2 separate regions of the Mus musculus genome follow, and region 2 is linked to region 1. A link is a loop called in an ENCODE intact Hi-C map of the cell type or tissue named here. Cell type or tissue: left cerebral cortex. All regions are shown on one strand. Each heading gives the region's core, and the rest is flanking DNA. Links, peaks and the distances in the headings are about the cores only.

Region 1 (2,920 bases), core at 324-2,823:
ACTACCCTCACAGATACACTTGTGGACAACACCGAATTCGGACATGGTGAAGGGGTTCCTTCTCTTTGTCCGACCTTACCAGTAGGTAGGGGTGATAGCCAAAAACAGTCCAGCCAGAGAACCAAAAGGCAAAACATAAAACAGAAGAAGGCAAATGTGCTTGTGAAATTTGATTGTCATTTACAGCCTTGGGGAGTTGATGTGAGCTCTCCACAACGGAGGGTCTTGATCAGTAAAGACGTCACAGCATTATGAATGCTGGTGCAGGTCTGTGTGGTTTTCATGTCTATGTGCTTGTGTGTGTGTGTTAAGGGATTCAGGTATGTCTGTCTGCTGGTACGTGCGTGCATGCATGCGTGCTTGCACTGGTAGAGATAAGTAGATATCCTTGGGTGCCACTCAAATGCCTTTCATTTTTTTTCCCCTTGAGAAAAGTTCTCTCAGTGTCCTGTGCCTTCACTGTGTAGGCCAAACTAGCTGACCAGTGAGCTGTGCCTCCCTACAGCTTGGATTGCAAGCATGTATCACTACACTCAGCTTCTTTTACATGGGTCCTAAACTCAGATTCTCTTGTTTGAGAGGCAAGCACATTCATTACCCACTGAGCCATCTCCCTCTCCTTGAGAGCCTGTTATAGATATATACATCTATCTATCTATCTATCTATCTATCTATCTATCTATCTATCTATCTACATACGCATGTGTTTATGTATATTTTATATTTATATAAATTTATATATGGGTATGTATTCGTGTTAAAGAATCTAGTTTGATGTCTGATACATTATAGTACCCAATAAATGGCATTTCCACTTTCTTCCTATATTAGATTAGGAAGACCTCTTAAGAATCAACACTTAAAATAATTTATGAAAATTTAAAAACTGGAGAGCTTTAAAGAATGCCTCTTCTCTTAATTTCTTAATTGCTTGCAGTTGCAAATTGGGATAATTAGGATAATATATAGGTATGATCTTTTATTTACAGTATTAGATAAGCCTTACCAATTAGTTTATCAATAAGATTGTGAAGAAAAATGGTAACAGAGAAATAATGTATGTGTTTGGTCTAATATACACATCCCTGCTTCTAAAATCACATCATTGATACTGGATTTTCCAGCCAATCCCAAAAATAGATAATTCATCTCTGATACTGTTTATTAACCTAGTAAAACTGCCTCTGGGCCCAATTTCCTAGCAAAGGAATTTAAAGGTAACCCTGTCAGTTAAGCTGTAGATGTCTCTTCTTTCTTTCTTTCTTTCTTTCTTTCTTTCTTTCTTTCTTTCTTTCTTTCTTTCTTTCTTTCTTTCTTTCTTTCTTTCTCTCTCTCTCTCTCTCTCTCTCTCTCTCTCTCTCTCTCTCTCTTTCTTTCTTTCTTCTTCTCCTGACTTCTCCCAGCTGTTAGCACTGTCTCATGATGCTGTCACCTCCCACAGCTTCCTGGAGAAACTGTCCCAGTAATAGGTTGAGGTGGGGGTAGATGGGTGGGGATGCACAGCTAGGTTTCATCTGAGCCAGTAGCCATATGACCCCATATTCATGCCCGTGTAGTTTTTTCCCTCACAAGTAGTTGTTAAGTTGTTAATTCTGTTTTTGATAGGTTTTAAAAGGTGTGTGTGTGTGTGTGTGTGTGTGTGTGTGTGTGTGTGTGTGTGTGCAAAATGCTGAACCCGAGAACCAAGAGTGGTTGCTATGAGCTTTGCAACATGCACACGGGCGTGCACGCGCGCGCACACAAATACACGGACAAAGGGATAAATTGAAAAAGAAAGCAAGTAGCCCCTTGTTTGGTTCAGCAGTCTGGTCAGCCCCGCAGATGAGGAAGTGCGCCTTTGTCCCACGCTAAAGCCTTGTTTTCGTCTTTATTGTCTTTCGGGGTAAAATCGAGGGGGAAATTCACCTGTCTGGCTCAAAGTTAAACTGCTGGCTTTAATGTGACTGCATGGGAACTCGGGTTTATTAATGAATACAACATACCCGCTTTGATTTGAAAGCTTTCACCCTGCTGAAAAGATTCAAAAGGCATCGCTTCCTGCACCAGCGGTCTTCCTTTATCCCTCTCAGCGGTTCACCCCTACCCAGCTGCTATATCTCATTAACAAGCATTTGACCACTGCAGCAGGCCTGGGAGTGTTGACACTTGAAAGGCCCAGGCAGGCGTGGGCAGGCCATCAGCTATGGCAACAGGAAACTGCCCCGGAGACAACACTGAGAAAACGGGCAGCTGCAAAAGCCAAGTCCGGGTAGACATAAAGGGCCGCCTGTGCCCACGTTGGTCTGGGGTATCGGTGCGTGCCTGTGGATGTGAATTGGCGAGTCTATTTACTCATGCATGGGCTGTAAATGTTGCCATCGGCGTGTATCAGACTCTGGGCTTTTTGACAACTCAGGATGGATTTTTTATTTTGACTTACAATGTTCTTATGCCTAGCCCCGTGTTTCAAAAAAAATCTTCTTGTTCTCCAAACAATGTAAGCTGTTGTTTATGGACAGAATACTCATGAGAGTGTCAGGCTTGACGCACACATTCCATTCTCTTGGCTATCACGTGTATAAGGAAAAACCTATGTGCCTGGATTCTCATACAGTTATCACGCTACCCCATTATTTTTTCAAAAACAAGCCAATCCGTGAAATTATCTTATAAATATGTGAGATTGCTGTAATCGTTTCTGGTTTAGGCTTCAAGCTAGGATGGTTTAAGTAGAATATGTTAAGAATAGAAGTATTGTTCCAGTTGTATAAACTTAGCTCCAACAATTCTGTGGGATATCGTATTATTGGTTATAGTGATTTTAAATACAAATTTAAGTAACATTTATTTCTTACTCCCTGAGTGGTGGCCTTCTCAGTAGTATCTCTCAGTGGTATGTTTCTGAATGTACTAAATGTGTTTGTGCAGTCATTGGGGGAAT
Region 2 (2,920 bases), core at 324-2,823, 230 kb after region 1:
TTTGGTAGCTTTGGTGTAATACCTTACACCCAGTTCTTCCCATAGATGGGAGAGGTGCCTGTGCGTATAAGTACCCCAACATGCCCGCTCCCATTGTTACTTTCTTTGTAACAGAGCAAGGGAAACTCTGCTCCAATGCCAATTTTGTTTCTATTTTAGATGTTAGAAAGCAGCTTACAACATAACAGTGATGGTACCCTTCATTGTGAGGTCCTGTCTCTCAGAGTACTGGGTACCAAGCTAATCTTACTGCTCAAAGTTCTGACACCTAAATATAAACATATTTTCCAAGAGTGTCCTTCTAGATTGTCATGTATTTGTCTTAGTTGTCCCTGTTCAGGCTTAGGCATTGAAACTGCCATGTGTTCTTCTAGTCTTCACCTTAAATATCTAGAAAGAGCTCAACAAGTAGTTATCATAACTTCTACCCCTCTGCTCCTCCGAGGCCCTGTCTAAGTCCTCTGAGACCCACCTGAGCTCTCTCAAGGCCTACAGTGTTGCTCTCCAACTTGAACCTCTGGACGTGCAAATCATTTGTTCATTAAAGAGACTTTCCTCCTCTGCACCTTGCCCACACAATCATCCTTTGTCCCATGAAAGACAATGTCAGGGGCTCTTTTTCATGAAACCAAGAATACATTTGATTTATCATTTGCCTTTTTCTTTCTTCCTCCCACATATTATGAATTATGAGGAACAGTTTATCATAATCATCTAAAAATACACATCCCACGGAGGCAAAGGCTGTATTCTCCTTACATCCTATAACCTTCCAACAACTGTGTATAGAAAATGTTGAAGGGCTTAATTAACAAATGAATCAAGACACTACCATTTCTTTCTTAAATGTCACATATTTTTACCGAGCTAAAAATATTTTCTCTGTGGTCTTGGCATTTTGCATGTGGCGTGGCATCTGCTCTGGAAGCAACAATAGAATTATAACAGACCTCTCAACTGCTATTTTGAGTAAACTATTTTGTCATTTTAAATTCTTTTGTTAAAATGCAAAGAGAGGATAATTATTTTTCCCTAATGCTATTGTGACTAGAAATGCACTGTGGTTGTAATAGAAAAATGATCTCTGAACTGCCTCAGGAGGTTGACACAGTCATTTTAGGGATGTGTGAGAGGCAGACTGGTAACGTTGCCAAGTGGTCTAAGGTAGTGGATGTAGGGATATGCGAGCTCCCTTGGGGACCACTCTGTATTTTCTCATCCAAGTAACATAAACATTGATATACTGAGCATAATGCCCCACAGACAGACAAATATATAAGCAATTCCTTCCCATTTGAAATCAGTACAGGGCAAGACAAGCCTGTCTGAATAATAAAGTCCCTAAGCTGCCACTGGTACGTCTGGCTCAATAAATTCAGACGTGCAAATAGTGACATTTTCACAGAGTGTGTGCATGCAAACCCAAGCTCTCTAAGTGTTTTAGCATCCTGATTGCAGATCATCAAATTACATAAAGTCCAAACAACTTAAAAGTGGTGGGCATCATTTGCCTGAGGTGCCCAGGAAATGGCCACATGGCTTTTCCTCCTGTAGAACTGAAAAGTCAGTGAGTCATTAGCAGGCCCTGTGTCAGGCAAAAGGAGCAGCATGCAATTGGTCTCTGAGTTATGACAAAGATAAGGAGATTACAGACGAAATTGTTTTAAGCAATTAATTACATACACAATAGTGACAGGGAGTAGTCAATTTTGTGCCTGATCCATAAGGCTACATCAATGTCTCTGTGGTTTCTAACATAAGTTCTCAGTTTCTAATTTACAGTTTTTTTTTTTTGTGGCTGGGTCTGGCAGTACACTCCTGGCATTCCAACATTGAGGTGATAAAGGCTGAAGATTAACTGTAAGTCAGGGTACAGCCTGGTCTTCCAAATAGAAATAGCCTCAAAATGACATTTAACAATTCATGCATTGTCTACTCATTTTACTTTTAAGTTACAGAACTTAAAGGTTGAATAAATATTTTTTATGTGCTACATTTCAAAATTATAAATTCCTATCTCTGACTTGTGCCTCACATGTATGTACATATCATATATCACATTTTCTTCATTCGTTTGTGATGAGCACATAGAGTATTTCAATATCTTGACTATGGTATATTGTGCAGTGGCAAACAGAAGGGGGAAGAAGTTTTTCAGATGCTGATTTTAAAAAGGGGGTTGTATATGTGAATGTGTGCGTGTCTGGGAGTGGTTAGCTCACATGTGTGCTTGCGTGTGCTCACCTATGTGAGCTTGGACCTAATGTTGAGGTGTCTTTCTCTAACCAACTCCTTCTCTTGTCTTTTGAGGCAGTGTCTCTCACTGAATCTGAAGCACACAGTTTTGACTGAGCTGGCTAGGCAGTGAGCCCCGACATATCTCTGTCTCCACCCTCCAAAACTAGGGGCACAAACACCAGCCACTGAGCTGGGCTTTTATGTGTGTATTGGGGTCCCAAACTCTGCTTACAGGCGGACAACTCACTTACAGCAACCTGTCTCCTCTGCTGAAATACCAATTCTTGGTTTTGTTTTTTGTTTTTTGTACTTTGGGTTATTGTTTTGTTTGTTTGTTTGCCATTATCGTTTGGGTTTTTTTTTTCTGAGATATATTTCAGGAGTGGATTGAGAATCATTGAGAATTTCCTTTTTAATTTTTTGAGAAATATTCATACTGTTTTTCACAATGGCCATGCCAATTTACGTTTTCACCAACAGTGTGCATGGAGTTCTAGGTGTTTGTTGGTTCGTTGGTTTTTTGTTTGTTGGTTTTTTTTTTCCTGCTCTGACAAATGTTTGTTACCTACTAACCTGATAGTAACAGCCATCTTAAAGACAGTGAACATTATCTCCTACGAATTAAGTACAATTCCGGGCTGAAGAGTGATACCAGGCAGTCCATGTCTAATAGCACTTGGCC

What was found. A loop is a pair of places that touch in the nucleus more often than their neighbours do. Peaks named below come from ENCODE experiments on the same cell type or tissue, not always from the same donor. Only the 100,000 strongest peaks of a DNase experiment are listed, where the experiment ranks them.
Region 2: it touches region 1 in a loop (2.9-fold over the local background); 6 of 42 quality-filtered maps call a loop at or near these places.

Annotation. Positions count from the first base shown.
Region 1 is chr14:105,481,370-105,484,289 of GRCm38, forward strand. No RefSeq gene overlaps it. Among named protein-coding and RNA genes, the nearest start is that of 4930449E01Rik, 16 kb to the right of the region's middle. RefSeq lists an enhancer at 804-2,920. In left cerebral cortex, for the core only: no CTCF peak of the experiment used is centred there; DNase peaks (open chromatin) are centred at 1,493, 1,799, 2,089 and 2,478; H3K4me3 peaks cover 691 bases; H3K27ac peaks cover 720 bases.
Region 2 is chr14:105,707,952-105,710,871 of GRCm38, forward strand. The region is part of intron 1 of Gm35967 (a long non-coding RNA gene); the gene reads right to left. Among named protein-coding and RNA genes, the nearest start is that of Gm35967, 19 kb to the right of the region's middle. In left cerebral cortex, for the core only: no CTCF peak of the experiment used is centred there; DNase peaks (open chromatin) are centred at 820 and 1,454; H3K27ac peaks cover 251 bases.